Linked DNA regions of Homo sapiens: region 1 is linked to region 2. The links are chromatin loops, found by intact Hi-C in ENCODE. Cell type or tissue: heart right ventricle. All regions are shown on one strand. Links, peaks and the distances in the headings refer to the core of each region. The heading gives the core; the rest is flanking DNA.

Region 1 (5,384 bases), core at 163-5,162, 61 kb before region 2:
TATCCAACTCTCGTCCTCATATGCCTGCTTCCATATTTTTTTTAAAGATGGCCTCACTCAGTCACCCAGGTTAGAATACAATGGCACGATCATAGCTTACTGCATGCAGCCCCTACCTCCCAGGCTCAAGCGATCCTCCCACCTCAGCCTCCCGAGTAGCTGGAACTTCAAGTGTGTGCCCCCACATCCAGCTCATTTTTTAATTTTTTGTAGAAACAGGGTTTTGCCATATCGCTCAGGCTGGGCTCAAACTCCTGGGCTCAAGCGATCCCCCTGCCTCAGCCTGCCAAAGTGCTGGGATTACAAGTATGAGCCACCACAGCCAGCCCATACTTGTAAGCTTTGCTTCCAATTCTTTCTATTTGTATAGGTGCACCTTTTCTGTACTTTTTCCTCTCTGGACCAAATGCCAATTTGCTTACATAGCAGAAAGTTCCTGAACTTGGACTCAGACCAATTGATCCTTCATTAACTGCCTCTCTCTCCACAGACTAACACCCTCTGCATGATACGGTTTTAGATCAGGTTTCGTTGACCTGAGTTGTTTTGCTCTTAACACCAGCATCATGGGAGCACGCAAATCTCACTGAGAACACTTGGAATACCAACCCCCGCTGTATATAAAATGCTGCATTAGGTTATAGGAAATTGAAAAATGTAAGACCTGTTCCCTCCAATAAATTAGATCTGTGTGAAGATCCCAGCTACCACATAAAACAGTGCTGGAGGGATCATGAAGACAGAGGAGGAAAAGCACTGTGTCCCAAGGGGGTGGATCTCAATAGGTGGAAAGAAGTCGGACAGGCTCTATTGATGGCACAGAGTGACAAATATTTTGGAGGTCACTCTTTGACAACCCATGCACAGAAATCACTACAAGCCCCAGTTAAAATTTCTGGTGAGTCTTGTATTGTTTTAATTGATAAATTGGAAAAACAGGCCTTTGGCTCCAATGGCCCCTCTCCAGGGACTGGCCACGTGGTGTGATAAAGAGCAATGGAACCCTTTGGAATAGGTGCAGATTGGCAAGGAAGGCACTGACTTCATACCGTTGCTCAACCTTGTTTCCTATCATGGCTCATCCATGTGTTTATAGATGTTCTGGTTCCAGAATCAGGCAGTTCTCATCCCAAGGGTGTTTAGGCCATGCCCAAAACAATCTGAAGCCTGCTGTGGCTAGCGCTTTTTCCCAGAGGTGGGAATGTCACTTGGGGCATAATGCTGAGGACTGAGCTATAATATCAGTGTAATTGATTTAAGAATTACTAACGCAAAGTCATAGGAAAATGCCTGGATGCGGGAGAACGGAAGGCTGCCGGGGACTGTTCCTTCATTGGAAAGTTATTGGCTGCTTTGTGCTTGAACCCAATTTCAGACAGAACTTCTTGGGATCCCCTTTCTGTCTTCTAGATAAATCCATCTGTCTGAAAATTCCCATTCCCTACCTAGACCTCACTTGGGTCTTTTTTATTTTATTTTATTTTATTTTATTTTATTTTATTTTGACAAGGTCTTTCTTTGTCACCTATGCTACGGTACAGTTGTGCAATCATGGCTTGTTGAGGCCTTGAACTCCTGGGCTCAAGTGATCCTCCTACCTCAGCCTCCTGAGTAGCTGGGACTACAGGTGTGAGCCACCATGCCTAGCTAATCTTTTTTATTTTTTGAAGAGACCAGGCCTCACTGTGTTGCCCAGGCTGGTCTCAAACTCCTGGCCTCAAGTAATTTTCCTGCCTCAGCCTCTCAAAATGCGGGGATTATAGACATGAGTCACTGCAACTGACCTGTCTTTTAAAAATATTACTTAAATATTAGGGAAAAGCTATAGCGTAAAGGCTGAAAGGCAGTTGGGACTCCCAGAGCTGGGAACCCCAGTTACCCTTTGTACAGCAAAGATCACCGTAACTCCCAAGAATAAAGGTTTACCATAGCTCCAGATGTGAATGTTATTGGCCAAATGGATTAAAAATTAATGCGGCTCCAGCCTAGCTACTGTCAAAGTCAACAAATCAAAAAGAGTAAGCCAACAATACATTTTTGCCTACTGCCCAGTCAAGTTATTCTATTTCTGCTCTATACAATCCCTATCGGTTAATTTTCTGTGAGCAATACAGAGGGGTGGAGGGTGGCCAGCATTTTATTGATCTGATGACGTTTTGGCCCTGAAGAAAATAAAATTGTGGTGCGTTTCTGGCCTTCTGTTTGTGGAAGACCACAAAATGTTAGTATTGGTCACTCAGAAAGATGTTCAAAGAAAGAATAAAACAACTGCTACCCCTGGGAGCCCCCGCCTTCTGTTGGCGTGTAATTGTGTGTGTGTGTGTGTGTATGTGTGCATGTGCATGCACACAAACACACCCACACACCACACAGCACTAGCTGCTGCAGCCCCATGCACCACTGCACTTGTGTAAACCAGTTCCCTGGTGGTCCTTTAAAACATGAGGTGCTTTCTACAAGGAGGTGATGGTTTCCGTGTTGGCAGCCCTCACCCCTTCCTCAGAGCACTGTTCTTTTGTTGAAATCCACTGGTTTGACACAGGGCCGATTCAGCCCAGCAGACAGCCCTGCTGGTCCCTGACGGTCCCTGCCGGCCCCGTCAAAGCATTCCCTCTCCCTGGGTAGCAGAGTGAAGTCAGGTGAGGGGCCCTTCAGTAGGTCAGCTTCCGCTGCCAGGGCTCCTGGCCTCATCTGCCCCTTCCCCTGGCAACCTGCCTTTGCCCCCATCTGGTTCTCCCTAGCTGGAGCCTGGGAGCTGAATGGGAACTTGATACCCGCCTTCCCCTCCGCACCTCCCCACCCCTTCAGGCTCTGGAAGTGTTTCCCACGCTCCAGGGCTAAGGAAACAGCCTGCACCTTTCCAAAGTGACATCGCTAAGCCCATGCAAGAGTCCACGTCCCGCCCCCTCTCCACTCCCCGCCCCCCCCGCGCCCGGCCCCCGGGCCTCTTGACTTTCAGGATAGGAAATCCTTCTAAAAGCCCCAACACCTGCTTCTGCAGAGCATTTTAACTCCCAGAAGTCAGGCAGCCTCGGTCCCAAGTGAATCAGACAATTCTATTTTAAGACTGGCTTCAAGCTGTGGAAGTGAGGAGGGGAAGAAAATGCGCAAAATAGAACAAAAATGGTCTCAGACTACTAAACTGAGTCTCCATATGAAATTTAAAACAATATAAGAGGTTGGGTTTTATCAAAAACAAAAATCATTCAGGAAAGAAAGTAAATCCCCCAGAACAAGTTAGACTTTGGTATCCTTGGCTGGGTTTTCAGTCTGCAGCTGATAGTCAGATATCAGAGACAAAAATCTCTGAAATAAATGCACTGTTAGGCTTACTACATTGGTTCATTACTACACTAGCTATTCACAACCAAAATATTCTCTTTTCTGGATCAAGTTGAGATTAGTATTCATTTCAACCCATATATTTATTTCTTTTCTCCCATTAAGACGGACTTAAAAATAGTCATGTAAAGGCCTTTTTTTCCTTGCACAGACATATTAACATGGCCACAGGCCTCTTGAGCGCCACAAGATACAATCAGATGAGTTGGCCAGGGTTACAGTTGTACGTGCTTCTACTTTTGATTTTGCCTCCTCCTTTTTCTCTAAAATACTTTTAGAGGAATGGCAGGTCTGGCTGGATAAGAATCAAGAAATTTCTCTGCCCAAGACATGGACCCATGCCCCTATAGAGACAAGCCTGTTCGGCTCAGATTCTCATGGGGTACTGCTGCCAATATATGGAGGCAGATTGGCTTGTGTTTGGGATCAGGCACCACCATTTAGTCAGCCAGACTTGACCTCCGTAGCCCCATGCGGGTTACTGGATGTCTTTGTGCCTCAGTTTCCTTGTCTATAAAATTGGAATGACAATACTACATATGAGCAGCTATGTAGTATAATACTATATATAAGTGTGATTATCTGTGAGGATTCAATGAGATCATCCATATGAAGTGCTTAGCACAGGGCCCAGTATAGGATAAGCTTCCTAGAACGGATAGATGCTCGTTGGTGATGATATTGGAGATGAAGATGACAAAGGAAATGTACAAAAAATTAATTGGGAATCAGAAGAACTGGTTCAGAGACCAACACTACATCTTCCTTGCTGTTTACCTCGGGACCTTGAATTCTCCAAGCCAGTTTCCGTCCCTGAAAATTGAGTCTAAGTTGTGTAGAAGGGACAGTAATGCCTAGATTGGCGTGCTGCAAGTCTCAAAGCAGTAACTACAGTTAGCTGGGGTTGCCACCCTTGTTCTTAGAGCATCAGCAGGTGTGAGAAGAGGGAATTAGATATCTTCCTAGTCCATTTTGTGTTCTTTCCATGGCAGTTATCGAGGAAGAAGGGGTAGAATAATCTGGATTTAAAACCCTTGTTGGAGACAGGTCCTTCAATGCTCTGTGCTCCTGAGGAAATCCTTTTCCTCTCTGGAAAATACCTGCCCACTCCCACCAGTTTCCACAGCTCACAAGGCTTAGAGGACCAACAAGCAAGAAGGCTTTCCTGAGTTTGAAGAGCATGGCCTCTGTATTCTCAGTGGCGTTGGTTTATTATCACCTAGACTGAGAATGGTGTGGGTTTCCCTATGGGAAGTGCATTTCCGAGCAAGAATCAAGAGTTTGCTTCTAGTCAATGTATTAATTTTCAAGAGAAGGAAAGCTGATCAAGGTGCATTGGAACTTTTCCTCGTTTCCTAAGACAGAATTATCGAAATGGGCACTTCTTTTGGACTCTCTTTCTTGGAGCTGGGGAGATTGTGCCAGAAATTGAACTTGAGGCTTTTGAAAGAGTTCCCTTTCTTTTATCATCATGACTTGAGTGTGAAAAAGTCCAGAAGAAAAAAATATACTAAGACACTTCAATTATGTGTGTTAAGGATGAGAAAGGACGGTAAGATCTAGAGACTTTGTCAGTTTGGAAATCTGTGCTCACTCCACACCTACAGTTCATCACATTGATCATTGTTCAAGACATCTTTATCAACGGATTCTTTGATGCTAAAAAGCATGTAAATAGAATGAGAGCAATAGGAAACATAAAACGAGCCCTCGCCATTGGAGAAGTCATTGATCACACTCATTAAGTCTTTTTAATTGGATGCCTATGAAACCTCAGGCTCAAGATTAGATTTCTTCTTTTGATATCAGCATGAGGTTTTCACTTTGTTAACTGTAGGGAAGGGTGCGGTGGATCCTAAGATTTGTTGTTTTGTGTTTTGTTTTTGTTTTAGTTCAGTTGAGGCAGTGGCTAGCAATTAAGGGGAAAAATAAACCTCTAAGTGTTGAGATTTAGTCATCGATATAGCTTTTGGAGTAAATTTGTATTTTGCTACTCATTGCCTGGCCAGGCAACAAGTCTATTTTGTTTGGATCTGAGCAGC
Region 2 (5,384 bases), core at 281-5,280:
TGTGTGTTGGGCCAACTATGTATGTTGTGGGGCCCAGTGCAAAATGAAAATGTGGGGCCCCTGTCAAAAAGCAGGGGGTAAATGCCATGAAAGGTACTGAAATATAAAGCTGTTTTCTCTCTTCCACAGTCTCCCTCTTGACTTGTCATCATGTTGTTTATTTGCTATTTAATGTTGCTCTAAGTAAACTTAAATTATAATTTTAAGTTCTTAGCATGAATTTTATCATTCATCTTTATATTGTGCAATGCCAGTTTTAAATGCAAATAAAGAGCTTTTAATGTGTGTGAAGAATCACCAAAATTAAAAAATTTGGATCTATAGCTCATACATGTGTATGTATTTAATTCTTACCAGACCAATGAAAATGCTGCACAAAACTAACTTGACTGTTTTTGTTTTACTTATTCATATACTCAACTTCTACCAACATTCCCTAACTGGGGATTAGTGATGAATAAGGAAGGACTGAAAAGAAAAGAAAATATAGATTATCCTACCTTTTCCACTCTATGTCATTTTCAGCATATGTGGTTGGCTAACATAGGCTATGATAAGGTTTTTTGTTCATTCATGATTCATTCAATGCCATTTTCTTCTTTCTGCATTCAAAGCAAATTCTGGTGTGAACGGAAAGTTTGGCCTTTGGGGCTGTCAGGGCTGTTGCTTGATTTGTATGTTGTGGGTATAACATGCTTCGAGTCTTCCTGAACTCCTGTGCATCGCCAGAATTCCGTGCTCATGGGCCATCATAACACTATACGCAAATGTGCAGCAAAGGAGAGCAGACACACAAATTCACATTTTGTACAGAACTCTTCTGCTTATGTGCATGCTCCGTGGCTCCATCAGACTTCACTTACACAATACAACTTAAAATTATTAACAGCAGAACATCCCACCAAGTGTGGGGCCCTTCTGAGCATGGTCCCTGTGCCACTGCCCATGGATCACATGCCCATGCAGCCAGCCTGGCATGTACGTGGAGAAAGTAACAATAAAGTGATTCTGCACTTTTCATTTGTTTTGTTATTCTACCCACACTTGACTCCCTGGGAAATCTGTGGAATCAAGTGTGACATTTTGAGATCATTAACTACTTGACAGGGGAGGAGAGAGAAATTTAAAGCAAATGTGTCAGAAGTCATACCTGATTAAAGATCAATCCAGAACAAAGATAAAGGCACCTTAGAAATTGCAACATCAGTCAAGAGCAAGATGAGATTTGAGCCCAAATATTTTAGGGAAAGGTCAGTTATGTCAAGGAACACAGAGCTGCTCTCTCCAAAGCATATTTAAATAAAAATATTCACGTTTTTTCCACCTGCCACAAACTCTTTACACTGCCTTCTTTTAAAATGATATAGTTGATGTTTCATACCTAAGCTACGATGTTCAAACTTAAACAGCTTGGTGCCACAATGGGGTTGTTGTTCATGTGAAAAATAATGCCTCGTTGTTCTATCAACAAAAAAGTACATATTATAATGAGTTAAATGTAACATGCCCTTTACACAACATAAAAAGTATTTCTTGCTTCGTTTTTATTACTTTTTTATTTTTGAATCTTTTAAAATGCATCACACACTTACTTTCCTCCTCAACAGTATCCAATTTAGCCTTTCGTTGAAGACTAAAGATTGTCAGGTTAAACATCAATTATGATACTTCCAACTGGATTCAACACGTATTTACTCAGGGAGCACTCACAGGGAGGCATTATGCCAAGAGAAATGGCAATGCTATTCAGTGTTTATGATCCCAACTGGAGAGGAAAGGCAGATGCATAATTTCAAAATTCCTGGCAGAACACAGCAAGTTCCATTATATAAACCTAAACAAGTACCATGGGAACACGTAAGGATGGGGGAGGGAGAGTACATCATGGGAATTTGAGTGGGTCTTGAAGGATAACCTGTGATGGTAAGAAAGGGTGTGCCAAGCTATGGAAGTCACAGGTTTGAGGCAGAAATCCATGGGTGTGAAATAGAGCAGGGTGTTTCACTAGAACCACAGGTCATATATTTGGCAATATATAGAACAGTGAGAGAGAGTGGAACTAATATCTACAAACCACAGGGAGCTGTAGAAGGCTTGGTAAGGGAAGATGGCACCTGAATTACACTTTAATGCAATAATGCATTTTGAAATGTGTAGGACTGTTTGAAACTGTCGTAGTATAGAAACTGTTGTACTATTTAATGTGTTCTTTTAACTGGTTATTCTGTCACCTTTCTCTTTTGGTCTGCCAACTATCTCTTCTTAACGCTATCAAGGTATATGACTCTAGTAGCATCTACATCTAACTTTCTACTAAAATTCTGCTTCTAGTCTACTAAAAGCTTGGATACTAAATAACCAAGATTATTAGTATTATATTTAAATAAGTACACATAGGCTATGAGAAATAGACTGAAATTTACTATTTTTCTAGACTGCTTACTATTTCACTTAGTGAAAAACAAGGATTTGCCTAAGACTAAAGCACATGGGTCTAGTATCCAAAAAAGATTAAAATTTCTAAAGGAAACTTCTGGTTAAAAGTAGAATTGACTGTGACTATTTCTTCTTCCTACCCAAATCTCATTAAAATGACAGTCAAATAATTTTAAGAAACAAATTCATAGACAAGGTCAAAAAGAATGAGAGACCATTTGTCATAAATGTTTTCAACACATTTTTGGAAGGTGAGAAATGGATGGAAGAATGGTAATTACCTTGGCAGAATAAAGCAAAGGGAAAACCAAATGCTTTCAGACAAGCAAGAACAGAGCAGCTTCACTCTGCAGGAGCTCTAAATTGCTCAGTGCTTATAAGCAGTGAGTATTTCAAGAGGAAGATGAGAGCAAGGCCCACTGTGGAAAAAGACATTTGTTGAAAGTCTACCACAGCACAGCTGAGCCCATTAAGTCTCCTCTCTCATTGTGTGCATCCACACAACTCTTTACCAGCTTCCTGGAAGAAAGTTGAAGGTTTATTCTTTGGAGTAAATGTATTTGGGGAGCATGACCAGAGAAGAGCATAGATAAAGCAAAGGTGAAGTAAAAGTCTACTATGGACACCCCCCATTCCCTTCCCTATGCTCCTTCCAGAACTCTCCCCTCACCTATGCACACACACACACACACACACACACACACACACACACAAACACACACCCTGGCAGGAGATTTAGATTTCTCTCCAAATAGTACAAAGAAAAGGCCTATAGATAATGACATTTACTTCCTGATAACCCTATGATGAAGTTTGGAGAAAAGCCCCATCCGTGATTTTAGAGTACCCAATCATAGTGTCTTACTCTTGAATATAAACATACCACCAGCGATCTGCAGAGTCTCCAGCATGAATGAATGAAATCAAAAAGAAAAAAAGAGTAAATGTAGGAATTAATAAAAAATGTTAAAAATAGTATTCATGTTCTCAGATAAGAAAAGATATTGTATCATGCTGTTGTGAGTAATGAACACAGAGGAAAAAAAAAGAGCTCTTGAAAATAAAAAAATATAATTACTGAAATACTTTTAAATGTAATAGAAAGTTGACAAGGTTGAAAAAATGTCCAGAGAGAAGAGGCAAACAGCAAAAGCAAAAAGAAACTAAGGAAAACAAATTAGAGGATCAATCCAACCACCTCCAAGAGAAGTTGGAGGCAGACAGAACAGGGAGACAAACAGAGAGAGGAGAGAAAATTGTCAAAGAACTCATGCAAGAAAATTTTCCCGGAACTAAAAGAATAAATTTCCAAACTGAAAGAGTTCTCTGAGAGTCTAAGACAATAAAAGATGAAAAATTTACACCAAGGTGCATCACTGAGAAATCTCAGAACACAGTTAAAAAGAAGATCTTAAACGCTTCCAGGAAGGAAAAAAACACATTACATAGAAAAGAATACAAATCCAAAAGGCTTCTCAATAACAGTAAGTTTCCAGGGGGCCCAAAGGAGAATGAGTTTCAACCAGGGCTGCTTCCTGGGTGTGCTACCACTGACATCACATAGGGCCCCGCATTCAGAAGGGGGCCTCACACTTGGCTTTAATGGTGTGGCTGCCATTTTGAAATTCTTAATACTTTTATCTTTGAATTTGTTTTGTAAGTAAAGACCAATAGCACAGTAGTGCATGCCCTGAGCAGTCTTGGCTCATGCCCCGTCCTGCCCCCTGCCTCCTCTTATCTCCCAGGGATGGGTTCTTGGCTACCTCCTCCCCTAACGCCACCCAGAGATCACTGCTGCCCTGTGCCCGCAGTGGAAGAATTGAGGTTGGGCCAGCACATCCTACACACTTAGCTGCAAGTCAGGACTCTGATGCCTATGAAGGTCTACACTCACCCCTCAAGTATGCCAGAGCCTGAGGCAGTATAACATTAACTAGGAAATTAGACACATCATGAAAGTTTGAGAGAGACCATCCTAGAAAGGAAAAAGCTTTTTTCCTGTTCTTTGTAAAAAAGACTTTTAAGTATTTATTTTGCATTGGGCTCTACAAATTATGTACCCAGCCCTGATGTCAATGTTTTCTGCCTAAAAAGTGAGATTTTTTTTTTGTATCTCAAAAATCTCAACTATGAGTATCACTAAAGATAAAAAGAGCAGGTACTCCTAACATTGGTTGATGTATAACTACACCAGAATGGTTCCAGTGTGAACCCTGGGCCTCCCAGTTGGGGGATTCCCAGTTTCAATGAGTCTCTTCTGAGCCACACTCTGTCTACTGGATTTGAATGCTGGCATCAGGCATCCAGCCAGCAATGATTTCTGATGAAATAAAACAGTTTCAGATAGGACTAGATGTTTCCAAGGGAATCCATGAGAAGATTTCCAGGTTCGATGTTTTTGATGTATGAATAGAGGCACCAGAATTCAGAGGGATTCTGGGGTTTTGTAACCTCAAGTTAAAGCAAAACCATCTCAAGTGGGGTTTGAGACCCTGAAAATGGCTTCCAGGAACGAGGAGGATTTCCTTCTCTGGGGAATTTTAAGAGGAATATTCTGGCTCACCTGGAAGGACACAGTTTTGACCAGAGGCAACAAGGTGGGGAGACCCAGACAGACTCTCTAAGCCCCTCCCATCTTGTGAGTCTCTGATTTTCAGTTTTTTAGACGCCGAGGTCATTGCCAGCTATGAGAAGAGCCAAGTCTAGACCTTGCCCTTTGAAGTAAGCACTGCTACTTGCTTCACACAGCTCCTCATTCCCAAAGCATTTTATTCTTCCCTGACACCTTCCCCCTCACTGCCACCCCCAAATCTCAGACCTCACTGGATATGGTGACCTGACAACTGCCCTTTACATGGGGATTTGTATGGTAAATTGCCACTAAGAGGCCCCTGATCCACACCTTCCTCACCAATTTATGCTGTCGTGGCTTTCAGACAGAAACTGGG

The links. Hi-C counts contacts between places; a loop is a spot of excess contacts. Peaks named below come from ENCODE experiments on the same cell type or tissue, not always from the same donor. Only the 100,000 strongest peaks of a DNase experiment are listed, where the experiment ranks them.
Region 1: it touches region 2 in a loop (3-fold over the local background); 2 of 110 quality-filtered maps call a loop at or near these places.

Annotation. Positions count from the first base shown.
Region 1 is chr20:13,271,751-13,277,134 of GRCh38, forward strand. All of the region lies in intron 2 of ISM1 (isthmin 1), which reads left to right. It also overlaps a transcript of TASP1 not described here. Among named protein-coding and RNA genes, the nearest start is that of ISM1-AS1, 35 kb to the left of the region's middle. In heart right ventricle, for the core only: no CTCF peak of the experiment used is centred there; no DNase peak of the experiment used is centred there; H3K27ac peaks cover 2,668 bases.
Region 2 is chr20:13,332,214-13,337,597 of GRCh38, forward strand. It overlaps a transcript of TASP1 not described here. Among named protein-coding and RNA genes, the nearest start is that of ISM1-AS1, 95 kb to the left of the region's middle. In heart right ventricle, for the core only: no CTCF peak of the experiment used is centred there; no DNase peak of the experiment used is centred there.